Regions from separate parts of the Homo sapiens genome. Here regions 2 and 3 are each linked to region 1. The links are chromatin loops, found by intact Hi-C in ENCODE. Cell type or tissue: heart right ventricle. All regions are shown on one strand. Region 1 overlaps IKZF3 (IKAROS family zinc finger 3). Region 2 has its middle 60 kb from the start of NEUROD2. Region 3 holds the start of TCAP (titin-cap).

Region 1 (8,000 bases):
GGAACAGAATGTGGTTTGGGGCTCAGGGTGGCCTTCCCACTGGGAGGGAAGGCGGGAGGGAGCCCTTGCCCTGGGTTTTGACACAGCCTGTGCTCACAGCCTCTCCTCTCATCTGCATTTCTCAGAAATGCCCTCCCTGCCCAGTGGTGACTTTCCCTCGTCACTCCTATGGAGTTCTACCTGGAGCCCAGCCATGTGTGGAACTGTGAAGTTTACTCCTCTGTAAAGATGGTTTAAAGAAAGTCAGCTTCTGAAATGTAACAATGCTAACCCTTGCTGGAACCCTGTAAGAAATAGCCCTGCTGATAGTTTTCTAGGTTTATCATGTTTGATTTTTACACTGAAAAATAAAAAAATCCTGGTATGTTTGAAATTAGTCCTTGTGCATCCTTATCACTTATGATTTGTGTCTGCTGGTGTCAGGATGTAGAAGGGTTTCATCCCGCCCCAAGGAATACTTTCTTAATTTTGCCCCTCTATTTCTTAAAGTCCAGTTATCAAGAAAAATGAATTATCACTGAAATAAAGGTTCTCACCTGACGCCTTGCTGAGCCTACCACTGTGATCCTGCTGCTGGCCCCTGTAACCCACAAGATAGGGTTCCTGGTTCCACTGGTCCTTAGTTCACTAAGGAAACTGGAGGAGGTTGAGGACCTGGACTTAGCATGATCAGCACATTCAGCATGGTGCACCCCTATTCCAAGTCACTGCTCTGCCTTCCTCCCTCAACAGAGATTCTTCTTAAAATACAGTCAAGTTCTGACTTTTTCATGTGTGGGGGCTCACAGACATCCACATTGGGAAACTTGAGTTGCAGTCCTTAAACTCGACCATATTTAAATACAGTTTTTAGATACCTGGAGACCCAAACCGAAGGTGTTAGGGGGAAAAGTCCTAGGAGAATGGCATAGGGATGAGGCTGCTTTCTTTCCATCATCATTGTGTTCTCTCTTAGAAAACGTTAGAGAAAGTAGAGAGAGAGTCTGGCCTTCTGCTCAGCCTCATCTAAAGCACCCTCCATTTTCCGTCTTCTGTGGAAGAGGCATGAGAAAGATTGTCTGAAGTTTTAAGACTAACAAATGTGGGGCTAGGCTGGCACCAGCGTCCTCTGGCTCCATGATCAGCATCATCTCCCTCCCATCAGCACTCCAAAATGTTCAAACTGGCTGAGGGTCTCCTACAGGTTTCCCAGTCTTGCTCAAGCTGAGGAGGAGAAAGGAATGGCATGGCACCCTGCCTTTGCATTTTAGCACTGAATACATTCAAAAACGGCCCCTCAGTAGCTGGTTTTCAGCCCTGGAGAGAAGATTATATGGCCTTCCCCATCCCCAAATCCCTCCCCAAAGCAGAAGCAGCTCAGGCAGAAGAGAGGGAGACAGGGAGATCCTGACCCCCTTTGCCAGTGAGCAGGACCGGAGGTCCACACTGGCGTTGGGGTTGAATGGACTCCCAGCCTGAGAAGAGTTTTCCTTCCTGATCTTGGGAGCTAATTCAATGCCCTAGAGGGTGGTGGGCCTGGCAGTGGAGGCCACCCCACACCTGCACCCTCCTTCTTCCCCTCCCCCATCACTCAAAACCCCGGACCATTCACTTAGGTTGCTGTGCCCAAACCCTCCACCTGCAGGCAACTGCCACCCGAGGGCAGGCAGGGGGAAAGGACCTAGCTTCCTGCCCTCATCTCCTGTCCCTCAGAATCCAGGGTCTGAGGAAGAGTGGAGGTCACAACTCCAGGAAGACCAGAAACACTGGCCCAAGGGATGGTGGAGGGGCACATTCGGCCCAGGCCACAGTTCGGGCTGTGGAGCATTCCGGGATCAGACAGTTGTTTGCATAAAAGCCAAAAGCCACTGCACCTGGGGTGGGGAGGCCCTCTGGGGAGGTGCTCCCTGGCTTAGGGGAGAGGGGGGAAGGAAGGTGTCATGGAAAGTCCCTGAAGGACACGGGGTGTTGAATTTGCTGTGGTTTTGTTTTTAACTCTGTCTTGACCTGTGAAGTAGGCAGCTGCCTCCCTTCTCCGCAAATAACAGATCTTCCCCCAGAATAACACACATACCCAAGGAAAGGGCTGCAGTGGAAAGGCCTGCGGGTGATGGCAGCTACCCCCCTTCCCCAGGAGTGAGGGGGCAGGAAGCCCCAGAACAGCCTTTCCCATCACCTCGCCTCTCCACCCCAGTACCCTGGCCCCCTGGCCCAGAAGAGCTGCCTAGGCAAATAAACCACAGCACTGGGGGTGGTGGTGGATGGGAACTAGGGGGGCGATGCCACCTCCTCCCCCGGGCTTGTCCTTCCACCGCCCAATCCCCATCCCACCCCCACTGGAATTGCATTCTCAGTGTCTCACTGAGAATGTCTCACTCACAGACCTCAGCTGCCCCGCTAGACTCCTGGGGAGCTGTGTGTCTCTTTGCGTGTGCGTGTCTGTCTCCATGTGTGCCTGTCTCTCTCCTTGCATGTCTGTCTGTGTGTGTCTGTGTATCTGTGTGTGTGCGCGCGTGCACGTGTCTCGTGTGTGTGTGTTTGTGTGTGTTGAGGGAAAGCAGGCTGAGTCAGTGAATCCAGCAAAGCTCTGAAGTCCCAAGCAAAAGACAGTCGCAGACTCCCGCAACTATTTGGAGTCCTGGTTCCAATCCCAGCCCTCTCCCTCTCGGGATGAGCCCAGACACTTGACTTCCCCTTCTGGGCGTTGATTTTCCCCAGAGTCAGGGATCTCTGAAGGGCCTTCCAGCTGGTACTCCTAAGACAGGCCTCAACCTCACTGCACCAGCCGGGCTCCAGGTCTTCCCTCTCTCTCCTCTCCTCACTGGACGCTGGAGCTAGAGTAATAGTGGCCGGGCCCTGACTCTCTCAAGATGTCATTTTCCTAACTGTTCTATCAAATTCCAATCCTGGACCCCAGGGGTAGGGGACAGGATCCCCTCACCTGTGGAATTATAGGAGGCTCGGAATAACGCGCGCTGAGGCTGGGTCTGAACCCCCGGCCCCCGCCCTTTCTCAGGTTCTCCTCTTAATTCTGCGTGGACCCAGACCCCAGATTCCCGGCTAGGGTGCCTGGGAGAGGAAAGGGAGGCCGGCGGAGAGGGGGCAGGGGTGCGGCGCGCGGTGGGAGTGAGGGGGGTGTGAGGGGAGGGGCAGCTGCACTTCTGAGAAACAGCTCGGCGTCTCAGCAGCCCGCAGCCTAACCCCCTGCCTGCGGCTTCACAGCTCCCTCCTCCCGCCGCCCACGCCGCTCGGGGCCTCTCCGGGGGTCGGCAGCCCCGGCGGAGACGGTGTCTGCTGGGGAGGAGCGGCAGCTCGGGGGACAGCAAAGTGGAACCCATGGGGGGTGGGAGTGGACATGGAGGAAAGCGTGGGTCGCGTGACACCCCAGGAGTGAAAGGCCTCCCCTCATCGGGGTCCCGAGCGCCGGATCTCGGCGTGCCCGCGTGTTCCCCCGCTGCCCCCGCGCTGTCCTATCACAGCCCGAGCAGGATCCAGAAGTGAAACTGCCCGGGTCACAGCCCAGCGCCGCTGCTGCACCCCGCCCCGCCCTTCCGGGCACTGCCGCTGCGCAGGATCTCCCGGCGCTCGGGCGCCTGCGGGGAGGAAACGGGGGAGGGGCAGGGGAAGTGCCCCCGCGGGCATCTGCAGCGCGCGGCCGCTCTCCTCCGGGGTGCCCGCGCGTAACCGGGGTGGGAACCTCGAGAGACAGGAGCCCCGGAGGCCTGGCCGCGGCGACCGCACTTCCCGCGACGGCCGCTGGGTGTCACTGCAGCCGCGCGGCTGAATCGGCTCGGCGCCTGCGGGAGTGGGGGACGGTGGGACGCCGGGACTAGGCCGTCGCGCTGCACGCCAGTCTCGCCTGCCCGCGCCTGGAGGCTCCGCGACGCTGGGATGCGGCGCCCACACCTTCCTCCACCCGCCTGGCCAAGGAAGCACCTCCCGCCTCGCCCACAGACTCGCAGCGAGGCCCGGACTAAGCAACGCCCCGGGGCGACCGGCTCGTTGCTGCGGCGCCACGCAAGCCACGAAACCGATGGCGCGTCCCCTCGTGGGGCCGAGTTCAAAGAGCCGCGACCCCGACGCGCGCCCCCTGGCGAAGCCGGCGGCCTTCCCTCCGCAGAGGCACGAGGGGCCGCCACGACGGAGGGTGGCTCGGTGGAGCCTGGCGCCCGTCGGCCCCGGCGCGCGCATGCGACTTGGGTGGTGGCGGAAGGGCGGGCGGCGGGGCAGATCGCCTCAGGCACCGGCCCAGAACGGCTGAGAGACGGGTCCCCCGTGTATCCTCCCCTACCCCAACCTGGCCTGACAAGTGTGGGATCCAGCCTTACCCAGCCACCCCCTGGCCCCAACACTAAGTTCCTCCAGTAGATGTGTGGGGCAGGGTGCCTCAGCCTGGGAGGAAGGAACCCTCCCTTGGGAGGCCAAAGCGGGAGGATCACTTGAGGTCAGGAGTTTGAGATCAGTCTGGCCAACATGGCAAAACCCCGTCTACTAAAAATACAAAAATTAGCTGGGCGTGGTGGCGCACGCCTGTAATCCCAAACTACTCAAGAGGCTGAGGCAGGAAAATCGCTTGAACCCAGGGGGTGGAGGTTGCAGTGAGCTGAGATCAGCCACTGCACTCCAGCCTGGGCAACAGAGTGAGACTGTAAAAAAAAAAAAAGAGAGAGCGAGAGAGAGATCCCTGGAATCTTTTGGGAAATTGGGGTAGTGCCAGTAGGAATGCCCTGGAGGACAGGACTCAGGGCATGGGAGTTGGGCAGGTGAATGCGGATGACCGTGCCTGTTGGTCACAGCTGTGTGAGGGTGCGGGTGGCCCGTTCCATCCCTGCTTACAGCTTCCCCTCCAACTCCAAGGTCACAGGGCCCAGTTCCACTACCCAGACCCTAAGGAGATCCACGTGGTTGTCCTGAGGGGGTGGTTTCTGCCTTCCAATCTCCCTCAGTCTGCCCCAAACCACCCTAAAATAAACCTAATCCAAGTAAGAACAAAGTGCTTACAACAAAAATGCAGCTCCAGGCCCGGCGCGGTGGCTCACACCTGTAATCCCAGCACTTTGGGAGGCTGAGGCGGGCGGATCACATGAAGTCGGGAGTTCGAGACGAGCTTCACCAACGTGGATAAACCCCATCTCTACTAAAAATACAAAATTGCTGGGCGTGGTGGTGCATGTCTGTAATCCCAGCTACTTGGGAGGCTGAGGCAGGAGAATTGCTTGAACCCAGGAGGTGGAGGTTGCGGTAAACCGAGATCACACCATTGCACTCCAGCCTGGGCCACAGAGCGAAACTTGTCTCAAAAAAAACACAAAAACAAAAAAAGCGAAACAAAAAAAACTCCAGCTAAACAGCCCCCCCAGGTGCCCATCAAAGAAAAACTTGCCCCTTCCTTGGGGTAGATGCAGCCGTGTGAGAGGGTGTCAGATGACATCATAACTCAACCCACATGGGATTGAATTTCAGGCCTCATCCCCATTTCCCCACACCGCCCCTTCTTGTATGGTGAACTTCGAGAACGCTTGTGGAGCAGCCTCAGCCCGCCCTCCCCACACCCCAGGATCGCCCACACCCCCAGGCTCTGGAGTCCAGTCTGCAACATCCAACTCCCCCAGGATCTAACTCCTTCTTTTCTCTCCTCCCCCAACTCAACTGAGAGCTCAGAGTCGTTTGTCCTAATTGCCACTGCATACTCCCCCTCAAGTCCCAAAGCTGAGGTTCTGCCAACAGCACAGGACAGGAAAGCAGTCTGCAGACGCCCCACCACTGTGCGAGTTGGACCAAGCCCTGACCTCTCTGGGCCCTCTTTCTATCTGTTGGACCAGATCAGTACTTCACTGGTTCAAGCCTTTTTCCTGAATATACCATAAGGCTCAAGTTCCAGATAGAAAGGCAATGCATCCCCCATCACCACCCCAACCTGCCCCTCAAGCCCCTGCCAGAACCCTTGGGCTCTGGGAAGGAGTTAGAAAACTGCTTATGTGGATAGTTTGGAAGAAAGAATCCTTCCAAGTGGCTTTGGGCTCCCCTGTCTGTGTCCTGTCCTTCCTCTCTTCATCCCTCATCAGGGTGCCTGGCACTGGGGCCCAAGGAAGGAGCCAGGCAGGGTCCCTGACCTGATGTTGAACCCTTGGGCCTGTCCACCACCCGTGAACTTGGATGTTGCAGAACTGGCCAGGGCTTTGTCTGGATGCCCCGCCCAGGGAGGTGGGCTCCCCTGGAATCATGCCCACCCCCATCCCAGAGTCCAGAGCGTTGGCAGCAGTCCTCCCTCCCCTCCACACTTGAGCAGGCAGGGAGGCCAACATTGTAGCCACACCCTCCACAGAACCCCTACCCTAAAGGCCCATGGTGCTGCCAAGGATAGCAATGTGCCCTGGCACCCGGCTCCCACCGGCCACGCTGGTCCCGGGAAGCTGGAACGTGTGATGCATGGCAGGCAGCACTTCGCGTCAGCTCCCCAGATGTGGGCCCTGTCACCCTCTCTCAGTACTGGGTCCTCCTCTGCATGGAAAGATGATGAGGAATTTCCCCTTTGCCCTCAAGTTTTTTTCTGAAATGTTTTTAATAAGTACGTATAATTTTAGAATGAAACCCAATAAATCAATTTTGAAAAGACAGTATCTGAGGTCCCAGCCCCCACCCTCTCCCCCAGAGAAGCCCCTGCTTCCCCTCCCACCAGCCCAGATTTTCTCAGAACCACAAGCCTCCCCGATCTAGCACTGCAGCCGTCCTTGGCAGTCCTTTCTGCTGTCTGACCACTGTAGGTCATGCTGCAGTCTCTGAGGTAGAGCAGCATCCTTCCCACATCCTCAGAGCTGGGGGATCTTACCCAGGGGTTCCACTGTGAGCTGGCCCTGAGAGGGTCCCTGTGCCCCCAAACTCTTAGCAGCTACGTCTCCAAAAAGCCAGAAATCTCAGACACTCACCAAGAATGGGCTGCTGCTGGTCTCAGGTGGCCAGATCAGGGCCAAATGCTGCCCCCTCTAAGGGCTCTCGGCAGCCTAGGTCCCTCACTGTGGCCAGCACTGAGAAGGGAGGGGGCAGAGAACAAAGGCTAGAGCAGGGCAGGGCTGCATTTCACCACCTGTCCAGTGGGCTGAGTCTGGCCTCTGTCCCGAACTCCCTCTGCGACCCCTGTCGCAGGTGAGTCCCTGTCTTTCCCTGAGCCTCAGTTTCCCATTTGTAAAGTGGGAAGGACATCTGTCTCACAGTCTCCAATTAGCTGATTGACAGAGAGGCTTTGTCTCTGCCCAGTGCCTCAGGCTGTGAAGGGACACTGGGTCCTCTTTTTTTACAGTCTGAACCCCTGGACATGCTGAAGAGGTGACTCATCTTGACCCCTTTACTCTCACTCCAGCCTGGAACTCTGGCACCCACACCTCGGAGGTGGCCCTGGGCACCCATGGCCAGCCACACAGCTGACACTGCCCTGTTCGGTGCTCGAGCCACAGCCTGTGGTGGGGATGGCTCTGGGAACCGTGGCAGGTGGCAGGCAGCAGGTTGCACTGGGTCCTGCCTCCAGTCCTGCTAAAAAGAAGCAAAATCTGCCACCCTTCCTGCCCTTGGGCTGCAGTAAGTTCTTCCAGCAGATTCCCAGGAGGTCCCAGGCTGGGGTGTGCATGAGACCTCTCTGCCCACCTCTGTCTGCTGGACCTGGTCCCAGCTTCCCAGCCTGGAGTTAGCCAAGGATGGGGGTGCCTTGGTCGGGAGTGGCTGCCAGGGCTGCCAGACCCAGCCCAGGGGCTGATTGCAGAGGCTGCACAGTCTCAAGGTCACCTCAGGACAACCCTCCAGGCCAGAGACCAAGGCTGCAGGGAAGGGAGGGGCTCTCTAAGGGAGGACCCCAGTAGGCCACTATTGCTGTCACTGTGGCTGAGGAATGCCACCTGGACGTCAGCCAGACAGGGGAAGCAGAACATGCCCAGACCTGGTCCTCAGACCTGGGTTGGAATCTTGGCTCTCCCACTGTGATCTGGGGCCAGGCTGCCCACTGGGCCGTCAGTTTCCTCACCTACAAAACA
Region 2 (8,000 bases), 210 kb after region 1:
CTGGAAACTTGCCCCTTTCTCCAGTGTACATCAACACTACAAGAGTCAGAGGGGTCTAAGAGCTCTAAGGCCATGGCACCACATGAATTCAGGAGCATTTCTAATTCAGCCTTCAGGGCCTTGAATTTAAATTCTATCTCTGTTCTAGGCTTTGCCATGGGACAAGACGTATAAGACTACTCCTTAACACATTTGTTGGCATAAGTTTCTCCAGTGGCTTATTATATTGCAGCAGGGAAATATGTGGTAAGATTTCAAAAAAAAAAGCTCAGCATTTAGTCTTGATTGGGGGATTTGCTTCTTGGTTAAGGAGGTGGGGTAAATAATGCATTTCCTTCCCTGTAGATCTTATAAGACATGGTAAAATTCCATAGGGGTCAGGGGCTGTAGGGGATTTGTGTACTTGGAAGCAAGAAAATGGATAAGATGATCTCTGGAACAAGCTGTATAGAGGAAATGTCCCCCTAATAGTGCTCCATAGAAGCTGAACCTGTCCATGACTCCCCTAAGTTGCTTCTAAGACAGGGGATAGAAACTTGAGACTTCAAGCAATGGAGAATAATATCCTGCATACCTTCTTCCCTTGACTTTCCTCCCCCAACACCTACCTACCTTTCCTTTTCCTGTGTTCCCAGAAATTCTCCAAATCCAGGAACACAAAGCAATACCAGGACAGGATTCAAATGATTTCCCCTCTCTGGGTCTTGTTTTTCACATCTGTAAAATGAAGGGGTGGGGCAAGATGAGCTCCAAGTTCCCTTTTTTTTTTTTTTTTTTTGAGACAGAGTCTTGCTCTGTTGCCCAGGCTAATTCTCCTACCTTAGCCTCCCAAGTAGGTGGGATTACAGGCACACATCACCATGCCCAGATAATTTTTTTGTATTTTTTGGTAGAGATGGCGTTTCACCATGTTGGCCAGGCTGGTCTCGAACTCCTGGCCTCAAGTGATCCACCTGCTTCGGCCTCCCAAAGTGCTGGGATTATAGGCGTGAGCCACCGCACCTGGCCAAGTTCCCTTTCTTGCAAAAGCAAGGTTCTACGATTCATACCCCAAAAGGCACCAGGCCTCATTTGCATGCCATTTTGCATGTAATCTCCATGGCACTTATTTTATGTCAAAACATACAGAAATACCTCTGAACCCTGCCCTTCTCCTCCGTCTCTCCATAGTCTCTGGTTCTATGGTCCATAGCTCTTGTCTTCTCTCTACAAGGACCTCAAAGCTCTGTCCCCACCTTCCTTTCACAATTTTACAGCACTCCCTGGGACAAGCCCAACCAGACAAAACCCCAGGAGCAAGAAAACAGCCTCACCTTATATTCTGGCTGTGATTTTGGGCTCCAGACCTGAGTCAACCAGTATAGTTCCAATCCGTTTGGAGGTCCTGGCAGTTGGGGGGAAATCCTGGCACCTCTCCCCAGTGCCTCCCTTCCTCCACCTCGCTATTCTCCATGCCAGAACGCAAAGTGGCCAGTGATTGATGGGCCTGGGTTCCCGGTAACCGCACCCAGTGGCCCAATCCTCCTCCCTTACCCAATCCCTCCCCTGTCCCTATTCAGATATCAGATTGTCTCATGTTGGTCCCTGAGGTCCCATTAATTAAAAATACATCCAATTAAATGGCAGGTGAAAACGTGCTATTGGAGCTCTATACCCCCCTGCCCCAGCTTGGTCTCTCCACCCCCTCAACCCCCCTTTTAAGGCTCAGCTGTGCTTTGAGCTGAGAGAGAGAGAGAGAGAGAGACAGAGAGAGAGAGAGAGAGAGAAAGCATGAGGGAGAGAGTAGAGGAAGACATGGGGCAGGGTATGATGGGGGGGTTATTTGATCCTCTGCCAGGGTAGCATGTGCCAGCCTGGGAGGGTGGCACCATGCCCTAGTGTCTAATTTCTGGAGGTGTTGAGTAGGTTCAGTCAGCTGGGTACCCATTTCCATTTCCCTTAAAGGGGCAGAGGGCAGTCAGAGGGCATGGCTAGCTATAATGCCTTCCTTTTGGGCTTTGTGGATGAAGGGCAAAAGTGTAGATGGCAGAGGGGCCTTATAGGGGGACATGTAAAAATCAGGGATTGGGAGAGTCTGAGGCCTCCATTCTTGGCATATCACTGCTCTTCCCCAAACTGGGAAGACTATAACGAGGAGCAGGCTGGGACCCAGGTGGCAGGGCATGGCGATGCTCCCAAGCCTGGCTGTGCCTACCCCTGCCCACAGGAAAGCTGAGAGAAGAATGGAGAGAGGGAGGAAGGAGCCATAACTTCGGTGGGAGCAGATGGGTCAGATAGGATAAAATATGCAGAGAGAGATGTTCATGTGGGCACCATGTCCCCTAGCACTTCATAGGTAAAGGACCTGAAAGGACCCGTCCTGTTTATCTTTTCTTCAAGCAAAAAGAAGAAGCAGAGCTGTAGCGTGAAGTCACCTTGGCCTGGCTGCCTGGCAGGCAGTGAATAGGGTATCTCCCTTGATGAGCACTGACCGCTCTCCTCCTCCATACTTACGGTGTCCCTAGCATTTTAGGTAAGGCATTTGCCCCCTTCCACCCCTCTGCAAAGCCCTCTGGCCCCAAGCGATACAAAACTAATGGGCACTGAAAGCTGTTGGGAGAGGAGCTGGGAAAGTAGGGGTGACTAAGGGTGACACTCAGAATCCAGGCAAGAGTGGGGGTTTTGCCAACCCAGGGCCCCCGTCTGGCCTCCTTGGCAGCCTCAGCACCTCCTCACTTCACTTTAACGCTAATTGGAGATTTTAATCTGCACTGCTGCTCTGCTCGGGGTGCTGGGGGGAGCGCCAGCTGTGCAGTAATTCCAGCAGCACCGACTGTTTAATCAAGCTGTCCTCCTGGGGAGGGGCCCTCAGGCATGGGGGTAGGAAGGAGGAGGAGAACCTCTGTCATGTCCCTTAGCCTGTTCAGCCTGGAAGGGCTTCATGGAGATGGAGGGTCAATTGTGGAGTCCTCAGTCCCATAGAGGCCCCAGGGCCATTTGGCACCCCTAGCAGAAACACTGCCTGATACAGGGTGGGTATGAGGCTCATGGCCCAAAGCAGCCCACACTCCTATCCAGCTTTCTGACACCATTTTTGGCTCAGGGCCCTGGAATGTCCTGGGGTGTATTCCAGCCACTGAGGCTGCAAACATCCACTAGACCATCTTGAATTCTATAGGTTTGTGCTGGAGTAGGTGACGGGGAGACTAACTCTCCCAGGCTTCAGTCACCCCTAACACTTTCTCACTAACAAAACACTTTTCTTAGAACAATTATAAGAGATTTTTTCCCCCTAAAAACCACAGGCACCTCCACCATCTGGGTCGGAAAGTGACTGCCATTAAGGCAGGGGGACAACGGGGCATACAGCTGGAACCTGCTACACCTTAAGGGAGAGATGCACCTGTGCAAGGTGTTAAGTGCCTGGAAAGAGGGGGCTTCCCAAGTTCAGCTGGAAGCACATTGAGATGTCAGGCCACTAGAGCAAAGTGTTTAGGGGTCTCAGGCCATTTTCAAGGAAGAACAAGTGGTACCAAATATTTGTCTCACTTTTTGGGCCCATGCTCTCTGGGGCCCAGAGAGCCCCAGAGTTTCTGACCCCTGTTTTGGAGAAAGGGTGCCCTCATCCCCAAACTGTCTGCTAAGGGGCATGAGTTTTAATTGGCCAGCAGCGCCCTCGTGTGGCAGAAACCATGACTGCAGCTGCCCAACTGGCAGGCCTGTTCTGTGTGATCAGATAACCTGGTAGACAGAAGACATGAAGATAAGTTATAAATGCTGGTGCTCAAGGTACCCCATGCATACTTACTGCTTGACTACATCCAGGGACGTTTCTTGCTAACACTTGCTCTATCCCTCTGTCTACCTCAGCCCACCTGCTTCACCTCTAACTCAACCCATATGCCTACCAGGAGAGGGAGCACCTTACCCAGAGGTGGCACTTACTTGAGCTGCTGCATGTGCTGTCTGGATTGCAGGGATGAGAGAGGCACTGCAGAGAGAGGAGGCCTAGGGTCAAGAGGATAAGCTGATGTCACCTCCTATGCCCAGGATGCAGGGAGATGCTCTGCCCACACCTGACCCTGCAACTCTCAACAGCCCCCAGAGGAGAGCTGACACCTGAGCTCAAGACAGTAACACCTAGTAGTTGATTCTGCTTTATGGCCATCTATTCTCCACTTCCTGGAGGCATCTGGGAATGAGTATGGACAGATTCTCAGAGCCTAAGATCCTGGTCCTGGGAAATAGACACTAGATAAATCATCTTTCCTTTCGGAACAGTCTGGATATTATTAAAAACAAATGCACACATAAAACCATTCGCTCAAAAGATCCAGGTAGGCCAGGCGCAGTGGCTCACACCTGTAATCCCAGCACTTTGGGAGGCCAAGGCAGGCGGATCACCTGAGGTCGGGAGTTCGAGACCAGCCTCATCATCATGGAGAAACCCCATCTCTAATAAAAATACAAAAATTAGCCTGGCATAGTGGCGCATGCCTGTAATCCCAGCTACTCAGGAGGCTGAGGCAGGAGTATAGCTTGAATCCGGGAGGCAGAGGTTGCAGTGAGCCAAGATCGTGCCATTGCACTCCAGCTTGGGCAACAAAAGCGAAACTCCGTCTCAAAAAAAAAAAAAAAAAAAAAAATCCTAGTACTCTCCCAGGATAGCAAGCAACTAGGAAGAATGCACATCTGTGGCTTCAGATTTCTAGCCCCCAGAAGAAAGGCTACCTGTCATTAGACTCTCCCTCTCCAGTACCAAATACCATCTGTTTACTGGTCCATTCCCACACCCACTAAATGGGAAAAATGGTCATGAACTATAGAAAAAGGGATGGACATTTGATACCAGGAGGTTAGCGGCTCTTTACAGATTCGGGCTGGAAGTTACGAAGACATACAGGCGAGTCACCAAGGCCTTCCCCTTGTTGGAGACATTTAATAACAGAGAAAAATACTCCGAGAGAGAAACATAACCCTGTTTGGGGTTGATGGGTAGGGGGAGCAGCACACCTACCAGCAAGCAAGAAAGGTGGGGGTAGACACAGGAGGCTGGTGACCTGTCCCATCTGGGCATTGGGGATGAAGGAAGCAGGCTTGCAGGCCTCTAATTCTGGTGTCTCACACAGTGTTTGGACAGGTGGGATTTCCCACTGAACCTGGAAAGGAAGTGAAGAAGCTGATTAGAGGTAGTGAGAAGGGACAGAACTGCCCTATCTTGACTGAGAAGAAAGAAATAGAAAATAGCTTTTTGGTGCTTGCTTTGGCAGCACATATACTAAAAAAATTGGAGGTCGGGCACAGTGGCTCACACCTGTAATCCCAGCACTTTGGGAGGCCGAGGCAGGCGGATTACGAGGTCAAGAGATCGAGACCATCCTGGCTAACATGGTGAAACCCCGTCTCTACTAAAAAATACAAAAAAAAATTAGCCAGGCGTGGTGGGGGGGCGCCTGTAATCCCAGCTACTGAGGAGGCTGAGGCGGGAGAATGGAGTGAACCCAGGAGGCGGAGCTTGCAGTGAGCTGAGATTGTGCCACTGCACTCCAGCCTGGGCGACAGAGCAGGACTCCGTCTCAAAAAAAAAAGAAAAAATTGGAATGATACAGAGAAGATTGGCATGGTCCCTGTGTAAGGATGACATGCAAATTTGTAAAGTGTTCCATAAAAAAGGAGGAAGGGGCCGGGCGCGGTGGCTCACGCCTGTAATCCCAGCACTTTGGGAGGCCGAGGTGCGCGGATCATGAGGTCAGGAGATCGAGACCATCCTGGTTAACATGGTGAAACCCCATCTCTACTAAAAATACAAAAAATTAGCCAGGCGTGGTGGCGGGCGCCTGTAGTTCCAGCTACTTGGGAGGCTGAGGCAGGAGAATGGCGTGAACCCGGAAGGTGGAGGTTGCAGTGAGCCGAGATCGTGCCACTGAACTGCAGTCTGGGTGACAGAGCAAGACTCCATCTCAAAAAAAAAAAGGAAGGAAGGAAGGAAAAAAAAATCCTGTAATCCCAGCACTTTGGGAGGCTGAGGTGGGCAGATCACCTGAGGTCAGGAGTTCAAGACCAGCCTGGCCAACATGGTGAAACCCCGTCCCTACTAAAAATACCAAAAATTAGCCAGGCGTAGTGGCGGGCACCTGTAATCCCAGCTGCTCAGGAGGCTGAGACAGGAGAATCACTTGAACCTGGGAGGCAGAGGCTGCAGTGAGCTGAGATCACGCCATTTCGCTCCAGCCTGGGCAACAGAGCAAGACTCTGTCTCAAAAAAAAAAAAAAAAAAAAGCTTTTTGGGGCTGGGCACAGTGGCTCACGTCTATAATCCCTGCACTTTAGGAGCAGAGGCAGGCAGACTGCTTGAGTCCAGGAGTTAAAGGCCAGCCTGGGCAACATGGTGGAACCCTGTCTCTATTAAAAATACAAAAAATTACCTAGGCATGGTGGCACACGCCTCTAGTCCCAGCTACTCAGGAGGATGAGGTAGGAGAAATCACCTGAGGCTGCAGTGAGCTATGATAATGCCATTGCACTACAGCCTGGGCAACAGGAGTGAGACCCTGCAAGGCTGTGTATATAGATGGGGTTGTGGGCTAGAGGGCTAGCTGCCCTGGAGGAGAGGGCTGAGAGTAACCCACTAACTGACATCAGCAACCCACTGTAGAGGAACATCCATTAGCACAGCTGGACAAGAGGAAAGAACAGGAATGCCAAGAAAGGGGGTTACCTGCTCTAGCTGGAAGGGAGAATCTATTAATCAGAAGGCAGAACATCAGAATATAGGGTCAAATAAAAAGCTAAGGAAACTCCTCTGGAGATCTTTCGGAATAAGAAACTTCCCTGAGATCACCTGTTAGCCTGGTGCGGTGGCTCACGCCTGTAATCCCAGCACTTTGGGAGGCTGAGGCGGGCGGATTACCTGAGGTCGGGAGTTGGAGACCAGCCTGACCAACATGGAGAAACCCCATCTCTACTAAAAATACAAAATGAGCCGGGTGTGGTGGTGCATGCCTGTAACCGCAGCTACTCAGGAGGCTAAGGCAGGAGAATCGCTTGAACCCCGGGAGGCGGAGGTTGCGGTGAGCCGAGATCATGCCACTGCACTCCGGCCTGGGCAACAAGAGCAAAACTCCATAAAAAAAAAAAAAAAAAAAAAAAAGATCGCCTGTTACCCAGCTACTCAAGAGGCTGAGGCACGAGAATCACTTGAACCCCGGAGGCGCAGGTTGAAGTGAGCTGAGATTGCGCCACTGCACTCCAGCTTGGGCGGCAGAGTGAGACTCTGTCTCAAAAAATAAAAATTAAAAAAGAAAAAAAAAAGAAAGAAACTTCTCTAAGACCAGGGGTGGGGTGGGGTGGGATGGGAGTAGGGTCATCCCACACAAAAGCAGGCCAGTGACCTCTGATTGGCTTTAGGCCCCTACCTGGCTTGGCTTTAGGTTCTGTGAAAGAGACTGAATTTGCCAGGCTCTGGGTGAGAGGTGACTGATGGACATCACTGCATTCCTCAGAGGGCATTCCCACCGTTGCTCCTACCTGTAAAGGAAAATGGCAGGTTACATTAGACATGAGACAAGGGACTAGACACCAAAGAACATCTTTGGTCTTGCACCCAGGAAGCATCCATTGGTAGGTAACAGTGACGGTGATGTTAGCACTCTTCTAACTCCTTCAAACCTGAATTCCCCAGAAGGATTCAGACTAACCTTAGTACACTCCCAGAGAGAGTCATAACTGTTCTAAAATTCTTGTCTCCAGGGACCTAGCTCCCAGGCTGATAAAAGCAAAAACATGGTTCTTAAAGTTAGGGAATTCAACAGAAACAGAAGCTGTGAAACCCAGAATCATAAAGATCAATGAAGGTTAATGGTTAATATAAGGCTAATAAAAGAAGGTGACTGGGAGGAGGCCACCCAGTTTTAGATCAGATCATGAGGTTGGACTTGTGGCTCTCTCATCCATAACAGCTCCTTCAGGAAGGACTCTAAGGCAAAAAAGGATCCTGACTGTGAGAAAGGAGGTTTGCAGGA
Region 3 (8,000 bases), 86 kb after region 1:
TGTGGCTTCAAAGTGTGTGTGTGCAGGGGGTGGGTGTGTTAGCGTGGGTTAGGGGAACGTGTGTGCGCGTGCTGGTGGGCATGTGAGATGAGTGACTGCCGGTGAATGTGTCCACAGTTGAGAGGTTGGAGCAGGATGAGGGAATCCTGTCACCATCAATAATCACTTGTGGAGCGCCAGCTCTGCCCAAGGCGCCACCTGGGCGGACAGCCAGGAGCTCTCCATGGCCAGGCTGCCTGTGTGCATGTTCCCTGTCTGGTGCCCCTTTGCCCGCCTCCTGCAAACCTCACAGGGTCCCCACACAACAGTGCCCTCCAGAAGCAGCCCCTCGGAGGCAGAGGAAGGAAAATGGGGATGGCTGGGGCTCTCTCCATCCTCCTTTTCTCCTTGCCTTCGCATGGCTGGCCTTCCCCTCCAAAACCTCCATTCCCCTGCTGCCAGCCCCTTTGCCATAGCCTGATTTTGGGGAGGAGGAAGGGGCGATTTGAGGGAGAAGGGGAGAAAGCTTATGGCTGGGTCTGGTTTCTTCCCTTCCCAGAGGGTCTTACTGTTCCAGGGTGGCCCCAGGGCAGGCAGGGGCCACACTATGCCTGCGCCCTGGTAAAGGTGACCCCTGCCATTTACCAGCAGCCCTGGCATGTTCCTGCCCCACAGGAATAGAATGGAGGGAGCTCCAGAAACTTTCCATCCCAAAGGCAGTCTCCGTGGTTGAAGCAGACTGGATTTTTGCTCTGCCCCTGACCCCTTGTCCCTCTTTGAGGGAGGGGAGCTATGCTAGGACTCCAACCTCAGGGACTCGGGTGGCCTGCGCTAGCTTCTTTTGATACTGAAAACTTTTAAGGTGGGAGGGTGGCAAGGGATGTGCTTAATAAATCAATTCCAAGCCTCACCTGCCCTTGTTCAGCTCATTTGTGTGAATAGGGTGGGCTGGAGGGCAGGAGAAGACAGTTGTGGCGGCAGGGGCAGGTCCCAGAGCTGGCTGGAGGCAGTAAACAGAGGTGAGGTCTCTGCCTGGGCACGTGGCATGGGGAATGGCAGGCCCCAGAGGCAGAGCTGGGCAGAACTCAAGTCCAGTTGTGAGAGGGAGCTGGAGCCAGTTCTTTCCCTTTCACTTCCCTCGGCCATTGTGCTTCAATCATAACACCCCCACCTCCCCACCACCTTGCAGATTCTACTTCCATCTCCTCATGATCCCCACTCTCCCTCGTTCTGGTCTGAAGCAGTCTGCACTGTTTGTGACTTCACCTCTCTGAGCTTCACCTGGAAACAGACTAGCAGGACCTGCTGCTGAATGCAGGAATGAATGATGCGATGGACACAATGGCATATCACAAGTGCCTGGTGCACTGCAGGTGCCCGGTGAGCTCCCCTGACCTTGGCCTTCCTTAGTTTGGGAAGAATGAGTGGTACAGAATGCTAGCCTCAAGGAAGCTTCTGGAAAAAAAGCCTAGGGTGAATGTCTCCCCTACCCGGACACTCAGATCTCTGGGCCCTTGCTGCTTCCCAGGAGAGCCACACACAGCACTGACCGCAGCGGCAGGGTATTATTTCTTTATTAGGTGCCACTTCAAAGAACAGGGAATCCAGGTGGGTGGGGGCCACAGGGCACCAGGTACAGCCCTCACAGCCCAACCTTCTGAGCCCAGGCGAAGAAGACGCCCTTGACATCATCTACGCCTGTCTGAAGGTGGGCAGGCATGATATAGGTGCGGAGGTCCCGGACCTTGTAGCCACTACGCACCAGGGCCTCCCTCACCTCCTCCTCAGACACTGGCACCACCGTCAGCCTGGCCTCCCCAGCCAGGTACCACGACTCCTCCAGGGCCCCGATGAGGAGGAGGTGCCCCCCAGGCCTCAGCAGCGTGGTGATGTGGTCCAGGGCCCGCTGAAAGCTGGCAAGATCTGGGCTCACAGCCTCCAAGCAGAAGGCAGAGACCAGGGCGTCAGCAGGCAGGGGAGCTGGGCTCCCAGCACCCAGGGGCTGGGGCTGGTGCACGTCGATGGGCAGGACCCGTTTCACCCTGGCTCGCAGCTGGCGCTCCTTATCCTGCCAGCATTCCCTGTGCAGGAGGCACAAGGCAGGGCTCAAGGCTGTTCTACGCTCAGGCCTCTGTTGCCCCAACCAGCCACTCTATGGGAAGCCTCCTCCCCAACCCTCACCCCCCAGTCCTTACCCCTTGCCCTCAATGAGGCAGGCATGTTGGCTGTACATGCTCCAGTTGAAGGCCCCCGGCTCCTCCTGCAGCCAGCGCCCCAGCTCCTGGCGGTTGACCTCCAGGAAATCTGTCATGGTGATGTCCTCAAAGTGGCTGCAGGCACTGAGCAGCTGGTACACGGTGGGGCCTGAACCAATGTCGATGAGGGTGCGTCCGGACACTTCACCTGGGCAGGGCAGAGGAAGAGGGTCCTGGTGCCAGCCAGCCCAGGCAGCCCCTGCCTCCTTACCCTTCCCTCCCCTGCATCTCCCTGCCTCTCTCTAGTTCTTCCTTCTCCTCTGCAAATGTGTCTCCATCTGGAAAAAGCATTGGCCCCAGAGTTAGACTGAACCCAGCTCCAACATGGGCTGCCCTTCGGAAGGGAACTTCACCGCTCTGAGACTCAGGTTTCACATCTAGAAGACTATACCTACTGGCCGGGCGCAGTGGCTCACACCTGTAATCCCAGCACTTTGGGAGGCCGGGGTGGGTGGATCCTAAGGTTGGGAGTTCGAGACCAGCCTGACCAACATGGAGAAGTCCCGTCTCTACTAAAAATACAAATAAATTAGCCAGGCATGGGGGCGCATGCCTGTAATCCCAGCTACTAGGGAAGCTGAGGCAAGAGAATCGCTTGAACCGGGGAGGCGGAGGTTGCAGTGAGCCGAGATGGCGCCATTGTACTCCAGCCTGGGCAACAAGAGCGAAACTCCGTCTCAAAACAAATAAAAAATAAAAATAAGTAAATAAATGAAAATAAAATAAAGAAAAAGAAAGAAAACAACTATACCTACCAGCCAGGCTCAGCGAGGAAATCCTGGCAGTTTCTCACCCCTGTCCCACATCTGCCTCCATTTCCTCCTATGCATCTCCACCTCAGTCTGTCCTGCATCCCCCACCTTAGCTCTCAATTCTGAGCACTCTCCGCCCCCTCTCTCCACCTCTCTCTCCTCTGCCCCTCTCCTAAGGGATGTTGCTCTTTTTTCTCTTCTGTTTGCACCTCTCAGCTATCTCTTGTTTCTTGGTCCCCATCTGTTAGGCGCCTGGTCTGTCTCCCTTTCCTTCTTTTTATTTCCCTGCGCCTGCTTTCACTCCCCGACGACCTCTTGTCCCTCGTGCCTCAGTTTCCCCCGCTCACCGGTGGCGAAGGTCTGCGCCAAGCAGCGCAGCTTCCACGGCCCGACGCCGTTCGGGTTGCACAGGTCCCCGCGAGGGGGCGCGTAGTTGTTGCGGAGGTAGGCGCGCGGCTCGAAGCGCTGGTAGGCCGAAGCCACCGCCGCCTGGCCCGGGGCCGAGTCAGGGGCTGCGCCCGCATTGGGGCTACGGTCTGCGCCGCTCATGCTGCCGCCGCGGTCCGCCCAGTGCCCCGCTCGCCTCGCGGCCCTTTTTTCTACCGCCCGACCCCCGCCCCGACCGGTCCGCTGTGGGGGCGGCAGCTGACCGCCGAGCCGCCCGGGGCCATGTGCGCCGCATCCTCCCCACCCATTCATCCATCTCCCTTAGTGTCCGGGCTGCAGACACACCGGAGGTGAGTGGGGCGGCGGCTGCAGCGGCAATCGTCCCCCACACCCCCGGCTCCGTACTTGCTCCCGCAGCCCTCGCCCTCCGCCTCGCCTGCCCCGCCCCGAGTCCCGCCTCTGGGCGCCCCCCACCCTCAGTTCCTCACCCCCACAATCTTTAGACCCCCTCACCCCCGCCGGCCGGCCCCTCCCATCTCTCTTCTCCAGCCCCCCGCAGCCATTCACCTCTTTTGCCCAGCAGCCCGCCCCTTCTCTTTCCTGATTCGAGGTGGAGACTGGGGAATTAGGCCCTTTCCCCAGTTTCCCCCTCGCAGCGCCCTCCGCGACGAGGCCCCAGACCCCGCCAGGCTCCCCTCCCTCCCGGACACCCGTCCCAGCACCCACCCTTCCCTTAGAACTGCCACACAACTCCCCCTCCCCGCCCCTCCTCCAGGCCTCTCTCGTCCGTTGCTATGCCACCGGGCCCTCCAGCGACACCCCCTCCCCACCCCGCCCCAGAAAGGACAGTCCGTTCCGGCCTCCGCTGTGGTCGCTCCGGGGGCCCCAGAGCAGGGCGCGGCACTGCCCGTCCGATGGCAGGCGCGATAGGGGAGGTGAGCTGTGCTAATGCACTTAGCGGGCGGAACAGCCGGGCCTCCCCTGCGGGCCCCGCGGGTTCCCAGCCGCTTATCTGGGGGCTCCCGAGGACAGAAGGTTCGGGTTCGGGTTGTTCCCGCCACTTCGGGGGCGGCGCCGGACCCGGGTGAGGGCAGAGGGCTTGGGCAGGGGAGGGGCAGGACGCATTCGCGGAGGGCCGCCGGGGCCACCGGGGAGCGCAGTCCGGGCCTTGGGGCCCAGCCGATTTGGGGTCCTGCGGATGTAGGGGCTCTGACCCCACTCCTCTCGCAGCCCACCCTCCAGCTTCCCTCCGAAGGAGCGGCCAGGCCAGGCATGAAGATTCTGCTCAGCACCCCAGGTTCTGGCTGTCAAAATGCCAGGGTCTCCCCACCTATCTCCCAGATGGGAAGCCAATTCTGCCTGTGGCATCTCCGTGGTCTTCCTGAAGACCCCTTCCTTCCCCTCTGGATGAGTCCCGGGCCCTTCTGCCCTGGGTAGGTCACCAGCCCAGCTCCTGCCACCGTGGGTTCCTGGCCCCGCTTGATGTGGGCCTCCTCCATGCCATTCCCTCCCCCTTGTCCCCAGGGGAAAGTCTCCTTGGGAGAGGCAGCTAGGTTGGGACATGAGTCACCACAACAGCTGCAGGGGTCACAGAGGGGAGCCTGACCCCCTAGCACCTCCAACCTTCCCTGGCTTCCAGGGCAGGGGGTGTGGAGCGAGACACAGCTGAGGATTGATTCTGTCTGGATTCAGAACTGAGAGGCAGGTTAGTTTTAGAGGTCACTGACCCCGTTCACACCCCGAGGCAAAGCCAAGGACAGTCCTGGCACCAGCCCCTCCATATTCTCCACGAGACATCATTGAAACAAACCCTGGATGCGGATGCCAGCTGGCTTGCTGGTTACCACCCAGTGCCAGGGGGCTGGACACAGAAGCCAGGACTGGGCAGCGGTCAGGGTACGGGAAGGAGACTGGAGACAGCACCCTGTTTACAGCTCTGTCCTGCCCCCACCCCCACCCCAAGTATGGGGTGTACCCATTAGCTCTGCCATATTTAGCTCAGATGCGGAGCCTGGTCCCAGAAGTGGGCATTGAGGGGACACCCATGGGCCAGCCCCCCCAACCACAAGGAAAGAGATGCAACTCTGGCACATGATTGAGCATTTATTGCGGCACTAACAGAGGGTGCTGGGGGCCCCACCATCCTTGCCTCTGCCCTTTTCACCTCCCCCTCCCTCCCAGCTTCTTCTGCCTAGAGCGTTCCAGATTCCCCTCACATTTTCCTGGATCAGGGCCACTCCTCCCAGGCACCTCTTGCCCTCACCAGTACCTTTTGTCCCTTCTCCTGGGGCTGAGGGTCCTCAGCTGTGCTGGCCCCCAACTCTCCACCCTTAGTGCCCACTGTCTCTGCCACCCTCCCTTTGGGAACTCAGGGGGCTCAGGCATCCTGGCCTCTGGCTCCCCCCTCCCCTAGCCCCCAACTCTGGGCAAACTACAAAGCAGCCATGGCCAGCAGCTCCCCTCCACAGTCCTAGCCAGGAAGGGCCCAGCCCAGGGCGGGCACAGCGGAGCCCAAGTCACAGTCCCTCTCAGCCTCTCTGTGCTTCCTGGGACATGGAGCGGGACAGGGAGCGACGAAGTGCACCGGGCTTGCTGACAGGCACCACAGGGGGCAGCTGCTTTGTGATCTCAGCCACCTCCTGGCGGTCCACACACTGGCCACCCAGGGCTGTCTCCAGCGCCAGCAGCTCCTGAAGCTGGATGGGGGTGTCCTCACGCTCCTCCTTGGTGGCGCCCATCTTGGCAGGGGTGAAGATGGGCAGCGGCAGTACCCGCTGGTAGGGCAGCTGGTACTCCTGCAGCCCACGGCCGAGGATGCCCATCCGCATCATCAGCCAGGGCGAGCGCTGCACCAGCACCTGGCACTGCCCCTGCTGGTGGTAGGTCTCATGTCTCTGGGTGTCCTCCTCATGCAGGGAGCAGCTGGGGAGAGGGGAGGGGCAGTGAGCTCCTGGGAGCTGTTGCTCTCTGGGCACAGGCTGGGTGGGGGGCTCCCCTGGGCTGCTGGGACCTGGGGGCAGGAAGGGTGGTTCCCCTTTGCTCTCCCCATGGGGCATTCTTCCTGCCCCCACCCCCAGAAATTTCTCCAGGGCTTCATGCTCTGGCCTCATGGCTCAGTGAGGGTGCTCTGGGGGAGCAGAGGCAGGGCTCTAGCAGACCCACACTCACCCCTCCTCGGGCCGTGTGGACAGTGTCAGATCCTTCCATTCTGCCCAGAAGGCCTCCCGGCGCTCACAGTTCTCCTCCGACACCTCGCAGCTCAGCTCTGAGGTAGCCATGATCACTCCTCATTCTCTCTCCCCTCCCAGGCCCTTTAAATAGCCCCCTCCTCCCCCTTCTCCAGGGGCTATTTTCGGCCCCTCTGGTGTCAGATGCTATAAGTAGAGCCAAGACTCACTAATGGGGGGACGCCGGACCCAGGGCAGGGGTTGGGGTACCTGGACGCTGGCTGCCCCCCGGTCAGAGGTCTGGGGTCCAAGGTCCTGGGGTCAATGCCTCCAGGTGCCTGACATTACTCAGACACCGTCTCATGCCAGCCACATGCCCAGCCTTGTGCCCCCCTGGCACTTGCCCTCTGCCCCACCCACTCCCCTTTGCAGGGAGGACAGCAGCTTGTCTGTAAACAGAGCAGGACCAGCAGGAACTGATGCCCCCTCTGGGCTCTGTACCAGGGCTGCCAGGTCCTGCCCTGGCTGTGCTCTCCTCTGCCTGGGCTCAAGGGCATATCCCCAGAAGGGAGAGTGCAACCACGTCCTCAGGCGCCTGCACCAAAGGCCTAGTGCCTAGTCCCCAGTCACCCTCACCACACCAGCAGGGGCGGAGACAGTCAACTTCATGCCTGGGAACCTGGGGCATGAGCCTTGGCCAGGTGTTTTCCTTCCCCATGGCCAGTGGTCAGGTAAGTGGTCTTAGGAGACAGGTCTCAGGAGACAGTCAGGCTAGTAGGGGTGGAGGGCCCCCAGTTCTACCCCAACACCTGTGTTGGGTGAAATGGGAATCCAGGGGCTCTGATGGGTGATAGTCAGAAGGCCTGGCTCCAGATCAGCCATAAATAGGCTGTGTGACCATGGGTCAGTCCCTGCCCCTCTCTGGGCCCCTTTCCCCACTTTCTGGCCACTGCAAGAGGACCAGAAGAGCTCTGGAGCCTGCCCGCTCTGATGTGCTACCTGGGAGGGGACTGGCTCTTCTTCATGGGGAGCAGGGGAGACAGATGGCTGTGGGGACAGTCCAGCACCCCAGGAGTAGCAACTCATGGTGCAAGAGGCTGGCAGACAGGTGGTGGGTGTGGGGGGATGAGGAGTGAGAACACTGCCGAGTGGACAAAGGGTGGCAGGAGAGGCAGTGACAGGGGCTGAGCTGAGGACCCTGTGGGGACGGCAGAGTACCCAGGAGCACGTGGGTGCAGAACTGCAGACTATTGATTACTGAGCACTGTCCCCGGTTCTTCATATCTTTTAATCTCATAACAACCCTGTGACATCAGTCCCATTTTCATAAAGTGGGAAGCAGAAGCTGAGAGAGGTAGATTCGCCCAGGGTCACACACCTAGGCAGGACCGAAACAGGATCCACCTGGCTCTGAAGAAGCTGGCTCTGCTGGAAGCCTGCATGCAGGCAGGCAAGGGGGC

What was found. A loop is a pair of places that touch in the nucleus more often than their neighbours do. Peaks named below come from ENCODE experiments on the same cell type or tissue, not always from the same donor. Only the 100,000 strongest peaks of a DNase experiment are listed, where the experiment ranks them.
Region 2: it touches region 1 in a loop (6-fold over the local background); 42 of 110 quality-filtered maps call a loop at or near these places.
Region 3: a loop joins it to region 1, with 3.0 times the contacts of the local background. A loop is called at or near these places in 13 of 110 quality-filtered maps.

What each region holds. Positions count from the first base shown.
Region 1 is chr17:39,750,091-39,758,090 of GRCh38, reverse strand. IKZF3 (IKAROS family zinc finger 3) reads left to right here. Exons shown (of 8, transcript NM_012481.5): 8 at 1-373. Among named protein-coding and RNA genes, the nearest start is that of GRB7, 16 kb to the right of the region's middle. RefSeq lists enhancers at 1,811-2,120, 2,531-2,580 and silencers at 3,071-3,800, 3,941-3,990, 4,031-4,170. In heart right ventricle, CTCF peaks have their summits at 3,524 and 3,729 (motif pointing right); DNase peaks (open chromatin) are centred at 2,694 and 3,620; H3K4me3 peaks cover 2,295 bases; H3K27ac peaks cover 3,797 bases.
Region 2 is chr17:39,543,755-39,551,754 of GRCh38, reverse strand. It overlaps a transcript of CDK12 not described here and the pseudogene RNU6-233P. Among named protein-coding and RNA genes, the nearest start is that of NEUROD2, 60 kb to the left of the region's middle. In heart right ventricle, a CTCF peak has its summit at 3,672 (motif pointing left); DNase peaks (open chromatin) are centred at 3,074 and 3,654.
Region 3 is chr17:39,664,011-39,672,010 of GRCh38, reverse strand. It overlaps STARD3 (StAR related lipid transfer domain containing 3), which reads right to left. Exons shown (of 15, transcript NM_006804.4): 15 at 7,810-8,000. TCAP (titin-cap) reads right to left here and starts at 6,662. Exons shown (of 2, transcript NM_003673.4): 1 at 6,542-6,662; 2 at 5,457-6,295. The coding sequence starts at 6,651. The coding sequence ends at 5,902. It overlaps PNMT (phenylethanolamine N-methyltransferase), which reads right to left and starts at 3,558. Exons shown (of 3, transcript NM_002686.4): 1 at 3,334-3,558; 2 at 2,175-2,382; 3 at 1,536-2,060. The coding sequence starts at 3,535. The coding sequence ends at 1,622. PGAP3 (post-GPI attachment to proteins phospholipase 3) reads left to right here. Exons shown (of 8, transcript NM_033419.5): 8 at 1-889. RefSeq lists enhancers at 3,175-3,334, 4,768-5,505, 5,506-6,243 and a silencer at 3,475-3,724. In heart right ventricle, CTCF peaks have their summits at 3,198 and 3,399 (motif pointing right); DNase peaks (open chromatin) are centred at 3,440, 4,280, 5,260, 7,059 and 3 weaker places; H3K4me3 peaks cover 4,789 bases; H3K27ac peaks cover 7,906 bases; H3K27me3 peaks cover 736 bases.